Linked DNA regions of Homo sapiens: region 2 is linked to region 1. The links are chromatin loops, found by intact Hi-C in ENCODE. Cell type or tissue: heart right ventricle. All regions are shown on one strand. Links, peaks and the distances in the headings refer to the core of each region. The heading gives the core; the rest is flanking DNA. Region 1 overlaps NTRK2 (neurotrophic receptor tyrosine kinase 2). Region 2 overlaps NTRK2 (neurotrophic receptor tyrosine kinase 2).

Region 1 (12,606 bases), core at 1,805-9,804:
GGCAGACTGACTTTTCAATGCATTGTATACCAGTGAAACCCATTCTTTTTTTTTTTTTTTTTTTTTTTAAAGAAGGAGTCTTGCTGTTGTCGCCCAGGCTGGAGTGCAATGGCGCCATCTTGGCTCACTGCAACCTCTGCCTCCCGGGTTCCAGCAATTCTCCTGCCTCAGCCTCCCAAGTAGCTGAGATTACAGGCAGGCGCCACCACACCAGGTGAATTTTTGTGTTTTTAGTAGAGACGGGGTTTCACCATGTTGGCCAGGCTGGTCTCAAACTCCCAACCTCGGGTGATCCAACAGCCTTAGCTTCCCAAAGTGCTGGGATTACAGGTGTGAGCCACTGCACCCGGCCAAAACCCATTCTTAATTCACGTTCCAAAAGAAGAGACCTATGTGGGCACATTTTACAACTTCCTGGTGGATTATTTTTCATGTGGGTGAGCACTTTATACTCAGTGTGAAGAGAGAAGATGCACGCCTAGGAGGAAGGACGGTACCCTGTGTAGGTAGGGGTTTGGATGAGTGGAGATCTTAATATAGAATTAAGCTGGGAGTGGACACACACATTCATGATTTGTGAGACACCAGAGTGGTAGGTTCTTTCTTATCAACTGACTAGCCTTAGTTCATGCTTTAGCTCCTGGTTGTAATGCCAGGACTGTGTGACTGATCAAACACACTAGGATACTTCAGTGATGACTTCCTTGGGCTGACGGCAAAGAGTAGCCTCAGGTGAGGGGCCAGGATCACTGTCACCCTCAGATCTCATGTGTGTTATTTTTTGTTTTTGTTTTTTTTTTTTTTTTTTTTGAGACGGAGTCTTGCTCTGTCACCCAGGCTGGAGTGCAGTGGCACAATCTCTGCTCACTGCAAGCTCTGCCTCCCGGGTTCATGCCATTCTCCTGCCTCAGCCTCCCCAGTAGTTGGGACTACAGGTGCCCGCCACCGCCTGGCTAATTTTTAGTATTTTTTTTAGTGGAGACGGGGTTTCACTGTGTTAGCCAGGATGGTCTCGATCTCCTGACCTCATGATCCACCCACCTCGGCCTCCCAAAGTGCTGGGATTACAGGCGTGAGCCACCGCACCTGGCCAGATCTCATGTTTTATCCAACTCTCAACCCAACACTTGCCTTCCTCGGCAGGAAACACACACTGAAAGTCTCATTGACTTCCTCCGGTTTGTAGAGGTCTTGGCTGTTTTTATGAAAGTTGATGTTTATTTTACATTCATTTTATTTATTAAACACATCTTGAGGCCCAAGCATCGGATACTCTTTAAATAAATTTAAACAGTAAACAAATTCGCAGAGTGAGTCGGCTGCCAGGGTTATGGCTCTGAGTTTCCTACCCCAAAATCTCATGACACTGATCATTGGAAACTCTTTTATAGAATCAAATTACATGTTTGGAACATGTCAGTAAATTATTATTTTTTTTAGTCACAAATATATCTTTTTATTGTCTGGTTGGTCTAAATCTGAAGATGGTATGTCACTAGAATGGTTCAAGATGAAATCTGACATATTCCTTGTTACCTAATTTTTGTTTGTTCTCATCGTGGAGGTATGCGGTTATTTAGATCATATGTAAACAATCTCAGTAGAGTTTTTTTTATCAATAAAATGTCTTTCCTATAAAGACGTATTGAATTCAGTTAATATTCAGAGTTTTGTATGCCACATAATTTCAAAATATCCATGATGCTCTTTAGTTTTAAGGCATATTTTTTCCCTACTGGGTTTATAGTTTTAAATTTTATTTAATCTTACATATCCTCCTATTAATTGTTCAAAAGATCAGGGTTTCTATAAGATATATAACTTGGCTCCAAATCAACATATGAAAAGTAAGCTTTTGGGTGAAAAAGACATTAAAAATACACAATATATTTATGCTACCCCTCCCAGCAAAGAAAAAATTATAGACAAGGTTAGAGGAAAAACTCAGCTATCACTCTAAGTGAAAGAGAGAGAGATCTGGATGTAAGTAAAGCTTATATAATGATCAAATAAAATTATATTTTGAAAAACAAATCTCTATTTGAATACTGTGTTCCTAAAATGTAACATTTTAAATTCATGTTTAATGTTTTTGATTCCTTTCAGCAATTTTACCCGAAACAAACTGACGAGTTTGTCTAGGAAACATTTCCGTCACCTTGACTTGTCTGAACTGTAAGTAATGATTTTGTGTGGCATTTGGGGAAATGTTTTCAAAGGAAGGGGTAATTAAGTATTTTTCTTTTAATGAGTGATGTTGCAGATCTATTTTTATACCAAATTCTCAAAAAATGATTTCTCAAGTTTCAGTCTCTCAGTCTTTTATTCCTTCAAGGTTTATTATCTCTCATTTTTAAAATTCAGTAATTAAAAAAAATAGAAATCTCAGTAGTGACATATCATTTCTGATTCATTTAAATGTTGATTTTACATAAATAATTTCTGGTACAGGGAAAAAAGAGAAAAAGAAGGGGGCTTTGTGTGAAAACGGCTGTATGCTTTATATCTCACAGCTCTGGTTTGGTTCCTGTTGGATCCAGGCCCTAAAGTCAAGCAAACCCATTCAAGGAGGAAATAAAAATGGGCAAAACTCTGCTCACTTTTGTCCATCTTAAGGATAGGGGACATTGGAGGAGAGGTAGTTGTTCTCTCTCCCCACCCATCTTTGTGAGATTTTCTTCCAGATCTGTTATTGCATTCAATATTTATTTTTAAGTCCCATTTTCTTCTGTTGTAAAATGATAGAAAACGTATTGAAAGGTGTTGATGACTAACAGCCAGGATTTCCAAGTGAGCTCCATTCCTTGCATTGTCCCCATTAAACAAATATGAACTGTTGCTATTCTTATGGTAAGGCACCTCAAAGCATCCTAATGCAGAGGCTTTGTGGGGCAGATGTGGGCCCAGGAAGAGGCCTTTGAAGATTAGGCAATGGCATTTGCTTAAACTCTATCTTGCCTGAATTGTGGAGTCTTTTTATGAAGATCCATCCTTATTCACAAGGAAATTGTGCAGATTGGAAGATGTCACTGCTGGAGAGACAACAAGTTAATAGGTGTAATGGGTGTTATATGGTGAAAGTCTTGGCAATTGAGAATTATTTGGAATAAAGTGAATTCAGGACGTTGAAGCACTAATGCTTCTAACACAGGAATAGGCATGACAAACTAAAGGAAGATACATGAGATAGGGTAAAGTACTTGGTGTAAAAATTTTGGGCAACATTGTGTAAAATTTTCTTGCTGGATTAAAAATTAGAGTTTCAATTTCAAATTTATGTCTCAATATTCTTCTTGAAGCATATTTAATCAATTAATTCAACAAATGTTAATTGTGTACCTATTACAAATCAAAATGATATGGCACAGGGCCATGGGGATAAAGGGAGAAAAGTTTCTATGTTCCTGGATTCTGTTATCCAGTGGGAGAAGTAGAAACCTAAAGATAAAAGTGTAATGTGCTGTCATAATCATCGAGCTTGCATAGTAAGCTGGAGAAAGAAGCCAGCTGTGCACCAGTGTTGTGTTGTCATATGAACATTGCTGTATTCATAATTGAAGCATTCCTTTCCTTCTTTATCCCTTCTGCTGAGTTAATGATATCTTCTTTTAGAAAGACTCTTTAGTTTTGCATGTACTCAGAGCTCCAGGAAGCATTTTGGATTAGTGGGGTTTAAACTGGTGGTGGGTCTTTTCTGCATTCTATTCCATATCTCATAACATCAAATCCCATTTTGGTGTTGGAGGGATACTTGGAGGCGATCAAGCAGACACAAATTAAATGAGTCTACCATGACCACATTTTCCCCTAAGAAACTCCTGGAAAAGTCTCCAGGGATCCCTGAGATTCTTAGAACCCAACCAGAAAACCACAGGAGTAAATGATGTTGCAAAGCCCAGGTCCTGTCTTCACGGAAATCTTAAGTATTGTGGTTAATGCCAGGCAGAGTCTATGTAACGATTTTAAATGGCCTCATTTAAAGGCTCATTACCATAAATGGAATTCATCTTAAATAGGCCACTGAGTATTACAAATAAGCATTTAAAGATTTTTTTTTCCTTGTGGTTTTTATTTTCCTCTTGACTACTTCCTCTTTTACCCATTGCAGGCCACAGGAGTCCAGGCAGCATGGCTGAGGTCTGAATGGCGGTGGCTTTCCACCCACAGTGGTCTAACGCAGCTCAATCTGCAGCTCAGTTGCCTTGCCCTCAGAATAGCTTGCTCTGTGTGTGTGTGTGTGTGTGTGTGTGTGTGTGTGTGTGTGTGTGAAGGAGGTCTACAGCTTCCTTTCAGGTTCTCTCTCTCACCTTTACTCCAGCTATCTTGAATCAATGAAACTGACTGTGATTGTATAATGCAGAAAGCTAGGGGTGCCAGCCTTCTGGCATTCACAATTTAGTCTTAGCTTTGTACTTACAGTCTCATTTTAAATTGAGATGAAATTGTTCTGCCCCCTGCTGAAGTTTGAGCTTAGAAAGTGGTAACACTTGAGCCTTTAGCCTGGTCAGAAATAAGTATGTTAGCATTCCTGAAAACTTCTTGTTGGCATCCTTTTAATAACTCTATAATAACCATGATAAATTTGTCATGGCACCTTATTTTCCCCATGTTATGAGATGTTCTTTTCTATCCTATATTTTGGCTATTTCTGTCTCTATCTTGTTTCCCCTGTTATTCTGTAAGGTCTTCTATCATTCTCCAGTGCTGTCTGCATATAGGAGATGCTCCGTAAGTATCAGATAAATGAAGGAATAATAAGTACTGTCATGCTATGAAAGTGGTATGACTTCCAAGCATTGCTGGCTAGAAAGAATTCATAATGTTGTAGTATTTTACAAGCACTAATGTAGCTAAAATGGAAAAAGGAACTTGATCTGTTGTCATTTTTGTTCCCTGTAGGATCCTGGTGGGCAATCCATTTACATGCTCCTGTGACATTATGTGGATCAAGACTCTCCAAGAGGCTAAATCCAGTCCAGACACTCAGGATTTGTACTGCCTGAATGAAAGCAGCAAGAATATTCCCCTGGCAAACCTGCAGATACCCAATTGTGGTAATTTATTTTTAAATCAATGTGTTCTAGTTGCTATTAATTATTCTCATTGCCTTGGTGCGGTAGTCTGGGAAAATTACCACTACCTGGATTGTATATAGTATTCTGTTGATGTCTCCAGTGACTCAGACAACATTTATGTGCAGTGTGGAGTAATCTTTGCAAGTAGAATATTAATTCAGAGTGGATGGCTGTAAAGTGCATAGAGAAAAAGTACACTGCTTATTCTTTTTGTTTGTTTGTTCATTTGCTTATTTGTTCATATTTGTTTTTCCATCTATCCATCCATCCATTTATCCACCCATCCATCTGTGCAAAAACTATCTGCTAAAAGTGTGGCACTTCTCTGGCCACATATACCCTTGGATGGCACCCAGGCCAAGGATCTCAGGGTGATGAAAGTGTCCTGGCAGCACAAGCAAATCCAATTCAATCCAGCACATTCCCTTAAACTTGTCTTACTGCCAGAGGTCTGTGTCTCTTGATGGGGTGCCCCAAGTCTGCCATGCCACGTGCTTCTCCCCATGTCTGGATTTAAGATCTCCTACTTTACCGTCATCCCCTATTCCTCTTCCCAGCGTTTTCATCTCCAACATTTAAAAGGGCACCGAATGGCAAAATCAGAGCTCATGTGAGTGCTAGTGAGTTATAAGGAAGGAATAGCAAAGTGTTCTGCTTAGGATTTTACTAGTCTTCAGTGATGTACCTCTACAATACCCACACATGCATGTTACTACCCCATTGACATTTGAATCGGTTAGTCAACCAGTTAACAAGTTCACAAACAATTATGTTTGATCTTCTGGCCTAGTGGCTGGTGACACAGCAGAAAGCCATGTAGCACCTGGTTCTTGTGCACAAGGAATCTGTGTATTAATCACAAACAACCGATTCTTTGTTTTCGGAAGACGCTATTATTTGAGGTCTATTTTTTATTTAAGAAAAATGGAGCTGCTGCACACGCTTTGTAGGAATGCGATAAAAATAAAGATATGAGTCTGTTTCTTACCCTGAATGACCTTAGAAGACGGCCCTGACCCTTCCCACAGATTTTTCTGTCACAAATAGAGTCCTTTGGTTTCATAATGGGGGAATAAGGCTTTATTCTCTTGCCAACCTCTGTCAGTTTTCTTTGCTAGCTAACACTTAAAAAATAAAAAAACTTTTAATATGTGTCTTTTCCTGATTGATAAGAGGGTAACTGTTCTCTGTTCTGGTGCAAATTTGTACTGCTGAGAGAAATTGCCTAGAGGGACAAGAAATTCAATGTTGAGTCACCTGGCCTTTTGGCCAGCTCCCAAATCCCCATGGCAGTTGTGGCCACATTGGTTCAGCAACCACTGAGAGGAAAAGAGAGAAAGCATCTGACTCTTGCTCTGATTTCACAAACTGCCTCTTAACAGACGTCTGCTTTGTCCTTGCCTGAAACCAATTTCATTTTTTTCCATTGTAATTTTTGGTTGTGTTGTCTTGGCAGCATTCCGGGAATGCACCCCGCCTTACGTGTTATTGCTCGGCCATTGTGATTGGGATAGGGGACGTGTAGGGAGTGAACTGGTCCTCATTTTTCCTAAACAGTTTGTCAATTTTCAGTCATTTTTTATTTCTGTTTTCTACAAATTAGTCAATGAATTGTGTGTCTAAGAGTGAGGTTTTGAATCTACTGTAATGAGGGCATGGGCTCAATTGATCGATTAGGACTGAATGGTTACATTCACGGTAACATTCACAATTCATTTCAATGTCAAGGATGCTTTTCAAAAAGCAACATTATAGAAGAGTGTGGCAAGTGAATCGACAGACTTATTTTTCCTATCGTTTTTGTGTTCTTAACTGTTTTGTTCTTTCCCTTTTAATTTTTATTCTCTTTCAAGTGTTTTACTTTTTATAATTGCATGTATTATATTGATATGTCTTGTTGCAAAAGTAATTTCCTACATTACACATATGATGTTTGTCTTTTTCTTGCCTAACCATTTCTCCTAACCATTTCAGGTCAGTAGTCATAGATCTGTCATATTCTTTTTAACCATTACGTGAAATTCATGATACAATGTGTCTTAATTAATTAAGTGTTCCATATTGACGAGCATTTTGCTTATTTTCCATTTTTTCAATACTGCAAAAATGTTTCAGCAAGCATCCTTATTCATGCTTTTTACACATATGTACAAGTGCAAAGTTTTTTCTAGAATACACAGAAAGAAGCAGAATTGTTGGTTTATGTGGTTTGCACATGAAAAAATGGCTGTATCTATTTATGCCCACCCTAACAAGGTATACCTTGATATTAGCAAACTTGTTAGTGTTTGTCTTTCTAAAAACTGCTGTCATGGCTTTTGAGTTTGCATTTTCCTGATTACTATTGAGTATCTTATATGTTTATTGGACTGTGTTTATGCTTCAGTAAATTTCCTGTTTATATCCTTTGTCTATTTTTCTGTAGGGTTTTTCTGTTTCTTTACTTTCATTGTTCTTTGTTTTTTCTTAATTGTTTGAAAGTGATAAATATTCTCTTTTTAAAAAAGTCTATAATACTGAAATATTTTCTGCACAAATTTAAATATGTATTTTCTGCATAGAGATAACCACCAATAAGGCAGAAAAAATATTTTTGCTTCCCTTTACTTCTCCTCCCAGCTCTCAGTTTGTTATCATCTGGGATTTTATTTTTGTATTGTTACCTGGCTTTTTTGAAGATGTCATATTTCTTTGTATATCATAGACTTTTGTGTCTTACTGTGTTCTTTTGGTGTGATTGTTCTTTTTGCTGGAGTATATCTTCTAATACTTCTTTCATAGAAATTAAAAAAATAAAATCAAGTTCTTGGGTGGTGGGAAATTGGCCTGTATTTTTTCTTCTCAGTGGAATTTGCTGAGTAAAAAATTATAGGCTCAAAAACTGAGAACTTTGAAGATATTGCACCATATTCTTTTTGTATTGAGTGTTGCTGATGAGAAGTCTGAGGTCAGTCTGTTGCTTGCTCTTTCTAGGTAAACTGTGCTTTTTATATTTTTTCCCCTCTAGAGGTTTTGAGAATTTACTCCTTATCCATGTTATTCTTAAATTTCACCACAACGTAACTAGATGTGGGTTTTTTTTTTTTTAATTCTGCTTATTGTGAGGGATACCTTTTCAATGTGTGGGTTCATGTCTTCAGTTCTGGAAAATTTTTCTTATTGATTTGCTCTATGTATTCTTTCCATTTATTCTTTCATTCAGGAATCGACATTGGATAGATATTTACACTTTTGGCTCCACCCATGCTGGCCACCTTTTCCTTAGTAGTTTCCATCTGCTTGTCCTTGTGTACCGCATTATGGGAGAATTGGTTTGCTCATTACTTAGCTTTTCAGCTGTTTCTCCAGCTGCTGATTTTTTTTCCTTTCAACCACTGATGATCAATTTCCACAATCTCTCGTGAGTCATTTTTTTTGTGACTGAAATGCCCTTCTCCATACGGGGTTTGCTACATCAGCAGGGAGTCCTGCAATCCTGCCTCTACTTTTCGGTCCTTTGAAAGCCTCACTATTTTGTGAAGCACATGGTTATGTGTCCACTTGGGGCTGTACTGCTTTTCATTAATCCTCTTCTGCTTTCTCTCGCTTAGGAGTTCTTTATAGTTTCTTCTCCATCAGCGATGTGCCTTCTCACTTTCCAACTTTGTTCTGGGTTTTAAGAAAAATATTGAGTATCACTTCTGGATATCTGGGATAAGAAAGGGAGCCTTCACTTTGGGGCTTAGTCATGTATTAATTTTCTTTTGATGGTTTCCCAACTTTGGTTCTTTCAGGAGAAGTTATAATCTAGACAGAAAATGACACTAGAATGTTGGATTTAAATTCTCTGGAATTCTGTGTTGAAGAAACCAGATAATAATACGCCAATATCTTCAAGTTAGATAAGTCTTCAAGTCTTGTTTGAAAAAAATGAATTTATGGTCAGCTGGCTTTTTCTTTTACATATACTTTAAAAACACATCTGTTGTGTTTAAGTCACAGATTTGAAGTTCATCTTATTTCCACACTTTTTTTGGGGGTAAAACTTTTTAGCTAACTCTGAATCAGTGAAGACCATGGTCTTGTGTGTGTCATCTTTGTAAACCAACAATTTGCCAACTACTGTGGCCATTGTATTTAGTTTGCAATTGGTACTATTTTTATTTCAATGAAAAAGAAGAGCTGCTGAGATTTTATTTGTTTGTAAGATGAGTTTTCTTTAAAAGTTTCCCTTGTTAGTATTTCATCATAGAGATATTATATGGAGAACAAGTTCTCTACATTTTATATGCAAATATGCATATTCCATGGTGCCTGCTGTACTCCTTGATCATAACAGGCATTTGATGAAGGTTTGCTGAATTAACAAATGCATGAACCATATCATATTAATGTTCATATTGGACCAGGTTTTTAATATAATGGTGTGAACGTTTCAGTTAATTAAAAATAACTTACATACATTATTTTAGCCAAATTATTCTATAGTTTAGTATTTTTTCATTATTTTTGAAATTTTTATCTTGATGGCATTTTTGAGAGAGTCTCATTTCTTCTTTTTTCTTTATATCCTTAGAGATTAATCGAGCATGATAGATGGGGCTGGGAAGCTTAACTGCATCATTCTCATTAATAGTGCAGTCAAAATGCCTCACAATATTTTTCTAACAGTCCCCTCCTGCTGTGAATTACTGTAAATTTATTCATGCTGTAAAACAAGTGGTGGTTCATTTCTTCAAACGGCCCTTCTAAACCTTAGAAAAACTTTGTTAATTGCAAGGCAAGAGAACATTTTCATATAACATTTCCACATTAATTGGAATAGAGAGGTGCTATGAGCAGTGGTTCTGAAGACTGAAACAGAATCATGTAAGTGCTGGTGAAGAAAGCTGATTTGGCCAGGCTGTGCTGATTATCATCTCGTATAAAAAATCTCCCTGCTACTTCTTCAAGTGTTTCTAATGAAATTATTTATCACGTAGTATTTTCTTTTTAATTTCTGCTCAATTCCTGCACACTTAGATGATTTTCAGCAGTTAGTCTTGCAGTAGAAACCTTTCAGTCACCTCCCCTGGCATAATGGGATTATTAAGGAGAAGTGGATGTTATATTTTAATTTTAAAAAATACTATCATTATTATTTAAATCTTATCTGAGAGCTTCTTCAGCAAGTGTTAATAGTACATGAAATGCTCTGTCTTAAGTTGATGGCAAATACATTTAAGAAAGGCAGTATTCCTCTGGGTCATATCAAAAGAATCCCTGCACCTATTTTACTAGTAACTAGTTACCACACAGAATAATAGTCCCACAGTGAATATAAGGTGGCAATTCACTTGTTGGTTGAAGAACTGTGCAGTTACTATATAAACCATCCTTAATGGTCCCATGGATTGAAATCAGACTTGCCTTTGATTTCCTTCCTATTTATTAGGACAATTTCAGTTTTCCACTTTTCCAACCTTCCAACTTTTAATGTAGAAGCTTTTAAAGGCACATCGACAAAATACTATTTATGATAGTGAAGGTCAGTTCACAGGTGCCCAGGAGGAGAGGCCGGGTTCCTTGAGATAAATTGAATTTAATGATTTATTTTTAAGAATTACTTTTGGTTTCAACCACAGTTTGTAGCACATATGTCTGTGTAGCATATTTGTACATACTCCTTCTTTTGTTCGTGTTGAACCAAGAAAATAGACTGGTAGTAATTCTACTTTGTTAACACTCCCAGATTAAAAGAATATGCTATATTAATGCTCTATGTGGAAGTTAGAGTGATATGAAACATTATTTTCTTAGCAACTTAGTTGGATTGGCTTTCTTTCCTGAAAACCACACACAAAGGCTATTTTAGTGTACTGCTTTGGTTTAATTTTCTTAGAGATCAGGTTTTATCTCCCAAATCAAGCAAACCACACAGTGGATCGTTGTTTTTCTTTATCTTCTTAGAATGTCAAATGAAGTTGTTTTTTTCTCATCTGTCAACTGCTGTTTAAATTTTTGTGTTTAGAAGTTATGTAGTACCTGTCACTATTGTGACATGGCTCACATGTGTTTAGAAGTGCAGTTTCAAATTTGAGCTTGCAAAGTCATTTTGCTAACTTTCTGTCATTTTTCCTACCAGGTATAAAGCAATCACTTCTAAATAGGTCAGGCTCATTTTGACTTCATTCCTGGTTGTGGAATATAGCTGTTCAGGAGGCAAAGAACTTGGAAGATATGACAAGGAGGTGGAAGGGTAGAGGGGAAGGTTATAGGGTTTTAGTATTCTGTTGAGAGAGAATTAAGAGATAGGTCAAGTGTTTATTTGTTTTAAGTTCTGTTATGTGTGCACAAATAGAAGTGAGAGGAGAGAAGGCAGAGAACAGACAACATTATAATTTACTTGAATACTTTTATACATGTGGAATGATGACCCAACATGAAATGAACAGAGCTCAGGATCACTGAAGCAAGCTGAAAACAAACACAAGCAAGACCTACTGGTGATTACTAAAAAATGTTAGTAAAACCCAACCTTAACCCATCTTATTTGTTGCCAAACTGGGTTAATCCAAAATGACTAGAGATTTGTTTTTCCTTAAGAGAAAGTGAGGGCCTACACACTTTGAATGAGTGATTGAAGCACCTAGTCAATTTGGTCAACTCTCAAGAAGTATGCACTAATAGGTGGAAGCAGAGACATGGAAGATCCCAGCAAAGGAGGCAGCCAGAATGCTCTGGTTAAGGCCCTGGACAGACAGATGTGGGCCAGGGCCAACCCCACTGACTAGCTATTTAGTCATAATACTTGATAGCCTTAACTTCTTCATCTGGAAATAGAAATATTAATGGCACCTACTTTCTAGGATATTTAGGATGACTGATAAGGTGATAAATGGAAAATATTTAAAACAGAGTCTAGCACATACTAAGTACCCAATAAATAATAGCTATTACTATCATCAACAAGAATAGTTAGATTTAAATGTATTTTACATCTGAATTTAAATATATGTATATCTTATATTTTGTCAAATTGCTTGAAATGAAAATAAAGCCACAACAAACATTACAATCAAAGAACTGATTATGTACTCAAATCTGCTTGGGGAATGTAAGATCAATGGAATTCAAATGGATTTCTTTATAGCAGGAGTTCTCAGAACTTTTAATTTTCTAATGTGCATTGTGAACATCCAGAGCTTCTTACAGAGCCTCCTTCTCCTTCTCCTTCTCCTTCTTCTTCTTCCTCTTCCCCTTCCTCTTCTTCCTCCTCTTCTTCCTCCTCTTCTTTCTTCTTCCTTTTTTTTTGTAATCTTGGATTTTTTTCCCTCTAGAATCTCAATAAATTAGAGTTCTATAAGACACACTTTGGGGAAAATTTGATGGACAACTCAGGTCCATATCAGATTTAAGAATAATAGTTGTAGGAACAAAAGCCCTTTGAACAATTGCCCGACACTTATGGTCTAAATCCCTGTCCTTCCAAGTGTGTTCTGTGGAACAGAGAGTTTGCTAGAAATGCAAATTCTTAAGCCCCAACTCAGACATATTGGAAAAGAAGCTACAT
Region 2 (12,606 bases), core at 3,060-11,059, 54 kb after region 1:
GCCAATTATATATATATATTTATTTATTCATGATATTTGTGGCTCATATTTTCTTCTAGTCTTTTGACTTTTTGATAGTGTCTTTTGGTAACCAAAGAGATTTACCTTTTTATAAAAGCAAATCTGTCCATCTTTTCCATTTAAGTTGTGTCTTGCTTAGGAAGATCTTTCCTGCTCTAAGGTGGTAAACATATTTCTAAATATTTATTTCACTAGTTTTTTACTCTATGTATTTTTTAAACTTAGCCCTTTAGTCTTTTTGTAATTATTATTATTATTATTATTATTGAGACAGAGTTTCACTCTTGTTGCCCAGGCTGGAGTGCAGTGGCATGATCTCGGCTCACCACAACCTCTGCCGCCCAGCTTCAAGTGATTCTCCTGTCTTAGCCTCCTGAGTAGCTGGGATTACAGGCGTGCGCTACCACGCCCGGCTAATTTTGTATTTTTATTAGAGATGGGGTTTCTCCATGTTGGTCAGGCTAGTCTCAAACTCCCGACCTCAGGTGATCCACCCGCCTCAGCCTCCCAAAGTGTTTGGATTATAGGCGTGAGCCACCGCACCCGGCCTTTTTGTAATTATTTTATTAAACTTTGGTATGAAGTAGTCCTCTCTTTTTCAGAGACGTATAGAATAAAGATATTTGAATAAATTCTAGTGTGACATTTTCATAGAGATGAATAATAATATTTTAAATTTCTTGTATCAGAAAGCCACTAATAAAGCAAAAGAGAAATTTTGAAAATCTCAGTAATTAACTCTTTCTTTGTGAAACAAGTAATGAACTTTGCCAGTTCTTTCTTATAGCATGGGAATATAAACCACACAAAATAGTATCAGAGAAATAAGTTTTCACAGAAACCCTTTGTTAAACTACTCTCCTCCCAGCTTCAAGTGGAGTTCAAAGTCTATCTCAGCACTCTCTTAAGAGGCAACAAAATTTGTCAATATCAACCAAGTCCTCAGAAATTTCAGAAAAGACATTCAGTTGAAAGAGTCATTGAGTAAGGTAACAAAATGAAAATGAATCTAGAGAAAAGAATTAGTCCAAGTGTTCCTTTTCTGTTGTTTGGCGATGCTATAGAAAGCTTTTCCCGTGTGTTTGTGAGGTGAGGATCTACTTTTTAAAGTCTCTTACTTCTTTCCCTGCCAACATTTGGCTTCTGTCTATCTGAGAGCAGAAGATGCTTATTCTTTACAACATATTGAAAATGTGTGTCAGACTTCTAAGAATTGGCTAGAGTAGCCCAGACAGGAAGCAAAAGAATCGGCATCTCTGCCTTTAGCCTTGTAGGTGGATGCACTCTACCTTTTAATTGCTGGTTTTACCTGGGAATTCCCACAACCGCAGCATGATTCATGTGAGAGCTCTTGTTTTCCTGTAATGTAGAAAGTGCATGCAATATTGTTTGGGACTTTCCATGCTAGTATTTTCACTAAAGGTGAAAGAGCCTATAAAAAATTAGATTTTGTACTTAAAGGTCAGGAAATATTGTTACCACTTCTTTGGTCTTCCATTAACCTTGGGGGGAATTTGCTTTGACCTCCTCACATAGCTTATGGCCTATTTCAGACAGGACTTTCAAAATCTGAAAATCTTCTGGTTTTCTTCTTCTTTTCCCCCTTCACTTCTCTTTTACCTTTCGTTGTTTTCCCTGTCATTTTGTCCTGCATGTCTTTGCTTTCTAATTTTATATTTTTTCCTCTCTTGTTTTTCTTCCATCTCATTCCTAACATCTGATTTTGGTGGAAAAGCTTTTCAGAATTTATGAAGAAGACAGATAATAACTTGGCTTAAATTCTAACATATGCTTTGATTTTATCTTACTTTATTTTGAGCAAGAATACTAAATGACTATGGGAATACATTTAGCTCTAAATCAGCAGAATTGTCACGTGGCACTTCAGAAGACAGCCTGTTTGAATAATGCACATCCTTCATGTTTGTAAGTTGTTAACTCCTGAGTCTTCAACCCAAGGAACATATAGGAAAGTAATATTGAAGACATATGAATCAAACATGCTTGAGTTTAAATCCCAGATCTCCCGCCTGCTGGTCATCATTTTGGGCAAATTGTTAAACTCTAAATCTTAATTCCTCTTTGGTAAATTGAGGGAATAATACTCATCTCTTCAGGTGATTATAAGAATTAAATCAGTGCTTAGTTTAGTATCTGTCTCTTTAAACTAATTCTCTAAGAGGTAGTTACTTTTCAGATTTATGTTTTAGTAATACATTATTAAAGAAAATATTATAGGGTGATTCTTGTTGAATTCATATTGAATCTGGAATGCAGAAAAATGTCGCAAATGTAAACAGTGAATATTAGTGTTTCCAGGTTTATTAGTTGAGTCTATAGAAAAAAATTGTAATTACAATGTGTATCTACTTTATGGGTATGTATCATGAATACAAATGTGCTGATATGTGTGCTTCTTTTAAGCCCTTCAGCCCTTTAATACACTATGTGTGAATTATTGCAAATTCTTAATTTTATTGTCCTCTGAAGAATTCATCACTTTAAATTATTTTGGGGTTTATAAAAACTTGTTTCATTGATTGATTGATTTGGTATGTAGGTTTTAGCAGTTTTTCAGGGGAGAAATATTTTCCAAAGTAAAGAGGTGGAAAGGGCAGGAATGGGAGGGGGATGGGACCCCCCAACACCCACTAGCTTAGATCTAAAAACACGACCTCATGGAAACTTCTAATGTGTTTCCCTTTTGTACAGAAAGGATTATAACTGCTAAAGTGATTTATTTTAAAAAATAGGCCTTAATTCTGATGTATGTACAGCCTGCTAGAAAGGAAAAGAGGGATTGTCAAGAAATTAAATTCTTCCTTATGCAATAGATTGTCATTTATATTATTATAACCACAGACCCTGCATTTTCTGTGAGAAAGCCAAGGCTTGGACAGGCTAACAGTGGTGGAAGACCTTTGTTTTTATCAAAGCGTCAGCAAAAGCAGAAACACATTGGCCTTTTCTGTGATCATCTGGGAACTTTAGTGGCCTGAGGACAAAGAGAATGAGAGAGAGAATGAGCCAGTGAGCTAGTGACCTGATCTCTATTTCAATTCTTTAAGTCTTTTGTAGACATTAATATCCTGGATTGAAGCAGAAGAGTCATCTCTGTCTTCAGCGACAGTGTAAGGAAGGAAGGGGGAGGTGACTTAAGGGGTGAGGGTGCTGTGGGGAGGGAGAATGTTGAGAATGAAGTGGTGTTTCTATTTATGGTTGTGGTTGTCAACTTTAGAAGTCCTGGCAAGACTTGAGTATAGTCAACCACCCAACTGAGCCTTTCCTGCACTTGCTTCCTGGATTGCCTGTAAATGAAAATTGCATAAAGACCAGAAATATTATAATAGTACAGGACAGAGAATCATCTGAGCCTCCCCTCCAGCTTTAATATCTACCACCTTGTTACAAAACCATTATATACAATCACACACTCACTACAAAAGTCTGCCCTGCACTTCTGGTGAGATCCTTTATTATTATGGTGTGTAATGATGTAATCTTTTTCTCTATTGTGTAGCCACAGTCTCTTTACTGTTGACATATGAAATACTGCATCTGGAGCCAACACTAAATATCCCTGACTATACCTTCAAATGTGCGGTCATCTCCAGAAAATATTGCCTCTAAGTTATCAATAGAAGGTATTTTCTATTTAGTTGGCATTCCCAGTGAATCTGTTTACTGTTAATTTGCAGGTAGCATGCATCTTGTCAGAGTGATATGGTTTGGCTATGTCCCCACCCAAATATCATCTTGAATTGCATCTCCCATAATTCTCATGTGTCTTGAAAGGGACCTGATGGGAGGCAATTGAATCATGGGGGTGGGTCTGTCCCATGCTGTTCTCGTGATAGTGAATAAGTCTCACACGATCTGAGGTTTTTTTTTTATAAAGAGCAGTTCCCCTACACAAGCTCTCTCTTGCACACTGTCATGTAAGAAGTCTCTTTGCTCTTCCTTCATCTTCCACCACAATTGTGAGACCTCAGCCCTGTGCAACTGTGGGTCCGTTAAACCTGTTTCCTTTATAAACTACCCAGTCTTGGGTATGTCTTTATTAGCAGCATGAGAACAGACTAATAAACAAGGGTACCTTTGACATTCCAGCTTGAGAGCAAAGAGAGGCAGCCCTGCCTTAGCCATCTCTTCCTGGAATGGTGTGGATGTCAGGGAGCAGCTCAACATGTGGGCTGTTTCTTGATCTTTTAAGTCAGACTTCATAGCATGGCTTTGTCATTTTGTTTGAAGTAAATCCTTGAAACATTAGATGTTTCTATATTGAAATGACATGCATTCCATAGCCCAAAAGACATAATTTCTGTGTTATTTACTTGTAGCCTTTCCTCTATGAGTGAGGACAAGTGCAAGGTGATTTTAGAGGTAGATTTATGTGCATATTATGTAATCGTTTATCCCTCACATTATATCTTCGTTTTCCTGTGATGTCATGGCAGAGGGTGGATTAATCAGTAAAATGTCTAGGATTGGATTGAGAATGAGCAGACACCTATCTCAGGCACAACCTGTGAGCCATGTGACTTTATTTTTCTATTGTTCAATGAAGTATACCCTTTTAGCCCTTTCTGTACTGAGTAGCAGAAAATTAATCTCCTACCACTCTGGGTAATCTCAGACAATGGTGGGTAATCACAAAAAATTCCACACTTTCTCTGTCACTTCAGGTCTCTCACTTTCCTCTCCCTTACTCAGGTTGCATTTGCCTTTCTGGGAAATAGTGGAGAGTGTGCTGCAAGTTCAATAAAGTGCCACAGTGTGGCCTTGGTGGTAATTTCTGTATGCTGGTGGCTGTCCATCTTCCCAGTTGTCCTTGGCCACCACTCTATTCAAGTCATAGGTGTACCATCTTGTGTTCCTAACCAAGTTCTGCCACCTTCATATGTGTCTCCGCAAGGGTGTCTTTGCAGCTTTGGGGACATGGAAAATACTGAGACTGGCCCCCACTGTCTCTGCGTAGACATACTATGCAGAGACATACTATTCCCCTACTTTATTACTCTTGTGCCATTACAGGCTTGGGATTGCTCTGACTTCTGGACAACTTCTCTCGTCTTCCAAGAAAGGGGTCCTCAGGATTCTTCTTTTTGAAACTCTAAGTCTGAGTCAGGGCTCTGTGTTTCCTTAACCCTCATACTTGACCTGGGGACAGGTTATAGACTCTTCCTGCCTGTATCTAACCATTTTTCCCCTCACTGACTCTCTTCCTATTTCCTATGGGGACAGGAAGAACATGAAAAATGATTTTTTCTGATTTCATCTTCTTCCACATACTTTTCATCATATATGTGGATCTTGGTTTTTTTTTTCCCTCCAGCTTTTTACTGTAAAATTTTCAATATGAATAAAAGCTGAAAGAATACTAACAATGAATATTCATACACTCAACACCTAGATTCAACTTCTGCTTAACATCTTGTTATTGAAAAATACATTGACAGTATCATGTTCCTTCACTCCCAAATTTCCAGCATGTTTTTCCTAAAACTGAGGACACAGTGTCCTAAAACCACAGCCACAATACCATTACCATTGTGCTCAAGGAAATTAAGATAACCCTGTAATAACAGATATTACCTAGACTATCTTCAAATTTCCCCAGTGATTTAAAAATGCCTTTTATAGTTACTTATATATCAAACCAAGATCAATTCAAAGTTCATGCGTTGCATTTTTTTTTTTTTATTGAGTTTCTTTGGTCCCTTGCAGTCTAGAACATGGCTTCTCTTTTTCCCTGCCTTACACTGGCTATTTGAAGAGACTAGGCAGTTGTCCTGTAGAATGTCCCTCATTCTGTCTCTGTGTGATTGTTTTCTTTGGTATTCTTCAACTTGCCATTTATCCTCTCTATTTCCTATAAACTGGAACTTATTTCTAAAGGTTTGGTCAGATTCAGGTGAGAGGTTTTGGGAAGAAAACATCACAGAAGATGATGTGCACTTCATCTGTGTCACATCTGGAATCACATTGTGTCAGGTTGTTACACTATCAGTGGAAGTTGGATCACCTTTTGAAGATAGTGACCACCAGATACCAGATCTTTTCTTTATAAATACAAGTTTTTCCCTTTGGAATTCATAGCTGGTTTGTAGGGTGATAATTTGACATCTAGCAAATATCCTCTCCTCCTAAAACTTGAACCTACTGGGCTTAGCATACTTTCCTAAAAGCTACTTAATTTCTAAGGGTTGCAGAGGTGTTTTTCTAATCCAATCATTTCTTCTGTTTTTATTTCATTAATTTTTTTTTAAAGGAGAGCTTTCTGGCCTTGGCCAAGAATTTCAGCTCTTTCATTATAGTTCTGTCTTGATGACTCTTCCTTGAGGCAATGATTGGGTGCTTGGGATCCAGCTGCCTACACTAGGGAGGGTCATAGGATTATAGAAAAAAAGTTACAGTTAATAGGATCACTATATCAAAAATATTATTTTATTATAAGAGTATAGTTGGTGGGAATGCAAATTAGTACAGCCACTATGGAGAACAGTTTGGAAGTTCTTCAAAAACTAAAAATTGAGCTACCATGTGATCCAGCAATCCTACTGCTGGGTATTTACCCAAAAGAAAGGAAATCAGTATACGGAAGAGATATCCACACTCCTATGTTTGTTGCAGCACTGTTCACAATAGCTAAGATTTGAAAGCAACTTGTGTCCATCAGCAGATGAATGGATAAAGAAACTGTGGTGCTTGTACACAATAGAGTACTATTCAGCCATAAAAAGGAATGAGATTCAGTCATTTGCACCAACATGGATGGAACTGGGGTCATTATGTTAAGTTAAATAAGCCAGGCACAGAAAGACAAACATAGCATATTCTCACTTATTTGTAGAATATAAAAGCCAAAACAATTGAACTCATGGACACAGACAGTAGAAGGTGACCAGAGGCTGGGAAGGGTAGTGAGGGATGCGGAGGTTGTGAGGATGGTTAATGAGTACAAAAACACCAGAAAGAATGAATAAGACCTACTGTCTGATCGCACAACAGAGTGACTATAGTCAATAATAATTGTAGCTTTTAAAATAATTTAAAGAGTTTAATTGGATTGTTTGCAACTCAACGGATAAATGCTTGAGGGGATAAATACCCCATTCTTCATGATGTGCTTATTTCACATTGCATGCCTGTATCAAAACATCTCATGTACCCCATAAATATGTACACCCACTATATGCCCACAAAAATTGAAAAACAATAAATAAAAAAGAGTATAATGAGCCTAAATGCTTTCAGGATTCCCTTTTGCATTTTGTGGCTGGTGGTAGCATCAAAGACAGTGAGAGCTAGCAGCAGGTGAGAAATCACTTGCAGCCTTTATTTTATAGATGAGGATGGTGGGCCCAGAGAACTTGAGCGACTTGCCTGAGGGTTACCTGGTTTGTGGCCAATCCAGGGGCAGAAGCCAGGTCTCATGACTCCAGCTTCAGTGTTTTCTGCTGTGAAACTAAGACTTGTAAGAAGACTCCACAACACAACTTATTTCCATGCCATGTTCACTGCTTGAGCGTGTCATACGTGACTAGTATTGTCTTGCCCCTGGGTAATGCTATGTTTCTCAAAGCTGGGGACACTTAAGATCTGTGGTAACAAGAGAGTTTTAGGAGGTGCTCAGGGACTAACATTTTAAATTTTGGTAATTCTGTTATCTATTTATTTTAGTGTTCATTAGAAAAAATATACCTATTACATCATACTGTTGGTTTCATCATATTATTGTTTAGGATGAGACTAAATTAATATAATAGAAAAAATTAAAAAATATGGTTTAAACAATTTCATTTCAACTTAAATTTTAAAAAGACTATTGGGTAGGACTATCCAGTGCACTGCAAATTTAAAACTGAACAGAACAAGCTTTCCACCTCATGGAGTTTATTAAAGTTTATGGGAGGGGAGAGAGAAAAACAGAGAAAGAAATATAGAGAAATCTACAGGTGATGGCAAATGCTATGACTGAAAGTGAAGCAGGGCAAGAGGGCTTTGCTGTGTTTAAATAGTTAAGAAAAGCTGCTCTGCTACGATGACACTGGGGCCAAGAGTGAGAGAAAGTGAGGGAGGGAGCTCGCTGATGTCCTGGGGAAGAGTGATCTAGACAGAGGAAGAGTGGGTGCAAGACTAAGGTGGCCAGAGCAGAGTGGGGGCCTGGGGAGGAGAGCAGAGAGGGATGGAAATGCAGCTCACTGAGGGACTTGCAGCATTTAGGAGTTTTGTTGTTGTTGTTGTTGTTTTGTTTTTTTATTCAGAGTGAGGAGTACTTGTCTTATCCAAGGTACTTGGATACGACAGAAATTGTGAAAGTGTATGGAGAGAGATTAAATGTGGGCAGCACTGATGTAATGATGTATTAAATTAATTTCTTATACTGAAGCATGACTGAAGGGAAAGATATCTCATGCGGGGAGAGTTCCTCATACAAGAGTATGGAGGAAACTTCACTTCAGGGTCATGATCAGCTTCATTTTGAGAGGAGAATCCACCCCTCAACACACATACACACACTCAACACACAAACACACACACATAAAACACACACATACACACAACATACACACATTCAATGCACACAAACCACACACATTCAACACACTTTTAATACATACATTCAACACACAGATACATACATAACATGCACATTCACCACATACAACACACACACAACACATAATATGCACACATTCAACACACACACTTTTAAAACACACGTTCGACACACACATACACACAAGACCCACATGTATTCAATATACAGAAAACACCTGCACTCATCCCAGAATGATGGCTTGAGGTTTCTAGGTGTCTGCGGTTCCCCTGGGTCATAGTGTACACTCCTGGCATGTTGTAATTGTTACCCATCACATGGCCATGGCCACTTGAGACTAGAAAGGGATAGGACCCAGACTTTGACTTATGTCTTGACTTTTTCTTGAAATTCTTCTCATCTTCAGCCTGATTCCTTTTATACAGTCTAATCTACTCTAAGGCCTGGGATATTATATCATTAATTGCAAGGCTAATATAATTTGAGTAAAATTTTCTCTTCTTGAGATCTTAGTTGCTATTGGGAGAAAAATGACACTGAAAACTCAGCTGATGCATTTTCAGAGTGAACAAAGACATTGTGAGAATTTTATTTTTCCTCCTCACAATGGTTAAACATTAAGTAGAACCCATCCATGCTTTTTGCATAGCATTCCTTTTGGCTGAAAAGATAAGGATGAAACTAAGATTTTAAGACTCAAGATTTTTGAGGCCATGTATTTGCAGAGAGAAAAGAGCACTTGATTTTTCTGTTTATTGTCCTCCTGACAAATTATTAATAGTACTTTGCCGTCTTTGTCTGAATTAATCTTTCTTGAATCACCATTGGTGATGGTGATAGTGGAGATCTAATTATCCAAATCTCCTAAAATATGGTTTTCTGTCTCACACATTTAGCCTAGGAATGACTGAGTGTCACAGTGCTTCATCTCCCCTTCTTAATCTCTCTATATTTTGGAAAATAGTTGATTGGCTGTCACCTTTTGGGATCTCCTATCTTCTTCCCACATATTTCCCCATACTACGTCTCTCTCTCCTCTGGTCCTGCATGTTGTGAAACAGTGTCTTCTACCTCTTTTCCCCCAAATATCTGGGAATTCGATTCTTCTTAATTCTTCATTACTGTCATATAGCTCTTTCTCTTTACAAATTGCTCAATAGTACATATTTATTCTAGTCTGATTTATTTCCCATCACCTAAAATGCTTATGGGTTAGCAAACTCAGAGACACTAACTCAGATATTACCAGAAAACCAGCATGTTTGAAAAGATGGATCTGCTGTGTACAGACTTGCATAATGGAAACCTAAGAATGGAAAATAAGGGCTATAGTCTTGGATAATCCCATTCATTGGCATGGGCTCTCAAAAATCAATAATGTTAAGTTTGCTTTGACTTCTCAGTTCCCTCTCTAGCCAGAATCTTACACTACAGAACAGATTCTTACCAATTTCAACAATTTTCAATTACAAAACAATGCAAGGAAAAACAGAAAAGAAGTCTAATCAGATTCAGAATTTTCAGAATTCAAATATGCCAAGTGTAGGAAATGCCAAGTCTAAGTAGCTTAGTTCAATCACTTTAGCACTGATTGTAGCAAATGTTTCACCTTAAAATGATAGTTCATTGTAGCTATTTTGTAACTGTAGTAATTGTTGAGAATTTTGTTTGTGGAAGACACTCAGTCATTCCTAGGCTAAATCCTCTCCCCTTGCCAAGCCCCTCCCTCCGCAGGGGTTTTTCTTTCATCTCTTGAGCTACTGCAGTGTCCTCTGAACCCCTGAGATGGAAAACATCCCCTGACCCTTGGTGGCAGGTACTGTAGTTACTTATTATTCACTTATTTAAAAATGGACATCATATCTAGGTGCAAAAACTTAAGGTGCCCATTAATCATCAATATGATCTCTCTGTTGGGACCCCCAGAAATTCATCATGACTTTTGTTTTGACGTATCTGGTTATTCAGTGTTTGTAGGTGTCAAAGAAAACCAGAGCTCAGGACTATTGCAATATGGAAAAAGAGAGCTCAGTATGGAACTGGGCTCAACTCTGCATACAGCATGGACATGTGGGAATTCATAGCCAAGAAGCAGGGTGGGTGGCAGTGGATGGGAAATTACTAAGAGGAAACATCAGGGGTAAGGGGGGATCCTGGATAAACCAATGTAACAGGACTGGTTCTGAGGGCAGGCCAGGGTGATAGACATCCCCTGCGGGACAGTAGAGGATGAGGAACCTGATTAGATGTGGAGGACAATCAGATATGGAAGATTTTGGCTTAACCAACTTAATAGGATTCTTACCAATCCAAGGCAGACGAACGTGGAAGTCCAAAAGTCAGGCCTACTTGAGAAAGAGTTCAGGGGAGCCCAAGCAGAGGTTGGTCAAGGAGAGGATCTTTGTCGTAGGGTGTACTCTGCTCTTCCAGTTCTAGTCTTCCAGATGTGTTGACGTAATTGCCTTAAATTGTACGTGGTCAAATTATAAACATTATTGAAAAAATTTTAAAAGGCAGTGTATGGAACTACTTACTACCCTAACAAATTAATTGCATGTGTTACTTAAAAATATTCTGATATCTCACATTTCTATAATCATTCATAATAGTACATTAGTTAATCCTAAAATCTTATGACCCAATCTACCTACCCAATTGGCTGTCTCCATTGAGTCCCTGAATGATCACCTGAAGTTAAGCCAGATTTCCTTTCTATAGATAAAGATGTAGAGGCATAAGAAATTCTATTTTTTAAATGACAAGAATTTATTTGAATAAGGCAGAGTCTTGAATCTCTGTACTATAGATCTGTGTTAACCAAATGCATTGACGATACAATTCAATTCAAACAGCATCCCAGAAATCTCAGAGTGGTGTTGTTGGTTAAATGAATATGCACATATGAAAGAGCCAAGGACTTATTGCTGCCAGTGTTTCTCTTGGTTTTTAAGGAGTTAGCCAGTGCTCTTTCCCATGACTTCAGTCTGAGCAGGGTCTGTGCCCTCCATTAGGGACCAGCACAACGTTCTTCAGCAGAAAACCACAACAGTAGTGGGTTGAGGAGCTCATTTTTTGATGCCTGAAGGCAAACCTTCAAAATTGAATTTTATACTGTCAGGAAGTATTGATTGCAAACTTATTCCTTTATAAATCACCAAAGGGAAAAATGACTTGATTTACAGTTAAATGCATATCATTTGGTGATGAGCAAACTCCTGTGAGCTAAAGGAAGAGGTGACACAGACACGTTTCCACAGCATTTTCTTGATTCATATTGCAACTGTCGTCAGTGCTCTGCTCAGGTACCCTCTGACTCCCTTTACTGGCCTTGTGTGCTCACCCTGGCTTCTGCATATGTTTGCTTCTGAGGGTCACGCACCTGGAACCTTGTTCAGAGGGCTGGACTTGAGCTAGTGGAGCTCCTCCCCACTCCTGGCATGTGCATGAGAACACACACACACACACACACACACACACACACACACACACAAACACACAGCTGGAAGCAGCTGGGAGTTAAGTGCCTTCCACTCCCTTCCCTCAACCCTTTGCCAGGTTTTGCTGATGAGTGGTGAAGGAGTATGAAAGGTCACCCTCTTGTCTTAAGACTGGGCAAACTCTGTGGTATAATTTACAAGTTCTCTGCAGGATCTGTGGTATAATTTACACACCACAGCTCTCTGTAGAATCAGGCTGAGGCTGAGATTTCACCTGAAGTTGCAATCTTGCCTGGCTTCTTCCTCCCCTCCCTGTTCCCCTCTCCTGGGAGCCCCTCCTTAATAAATCACTTGCCATGAACACTCCACTCTGGGTCTACTTCTGAGGAACTGGCCAAAGACAGTGTTGGAACACTAAGAAATTTAATATGTTATTTGATGCCTTTTATCAGCATCTTTAAAACTATTTCTGTCTCTCATTTGCTAATTTGGACTTTATATGTGCAAGTGGGGGAATCTTAAAAGTTAATTTAAAAATGAATTGAGGTGTAGATTATAGTTACCATTTACTGAGAGGGCCGTTGT

Evidence for each region. A loop is a pair of places that touch in the nucleus more often than their neighbours do. Peaks named below come from ENCODE experiments on the same cell type or tissue, not always from the same donor. Only the 100,000 strongest peaks of a DNase experiment are listed, where the experiment ranks them.
Region 2: a loop joins it to region 1, with 2.1 times the contacts of the local background. A loop is called at or near these places in 5 of 110 quality-filtered maps.

Annotation. Positions count from the first base shown.
Region 1 is chr9:84,705,738-84,718,343 of GRCh38, forward strand. NTRK2 (neurotrophic receptor tyrosine kinase 2) reads left to right here. Exons shown (of 19, transcript NM_006180.6): 5 at 2,107-2,175; 6 at 4,900-5,054. Among named protein-coding and RNA genes, the nearest start is that of NTRK2, 42 kb to the left of the region's middle. RefSeq lists enhancers at 2,444-3,362, 3,976-4,035. In heart right ventricle, for the core only: no CTCF peak of the experiment used is centred there; a DNase peak (open chromatin) is centred at 5,450.
Region 2 is chr9:84,758,121-84,770,726 of GRCh38, forward strand. All of the region lies in intron 12 of NTRK2 (neurotrophic receptor tyrosine kinase 2), which reads left to right. Among named protein-coding and RNA genes, the nearest start is that of NTRK2, 95 kb to the left of the region's middle. RefSeq lists an enhancer at 1,295-1,494. In heart right ventricle, for the core only: no CTCF peak of the experiment used is centred there; no DNase peak of the experiment used is centred there.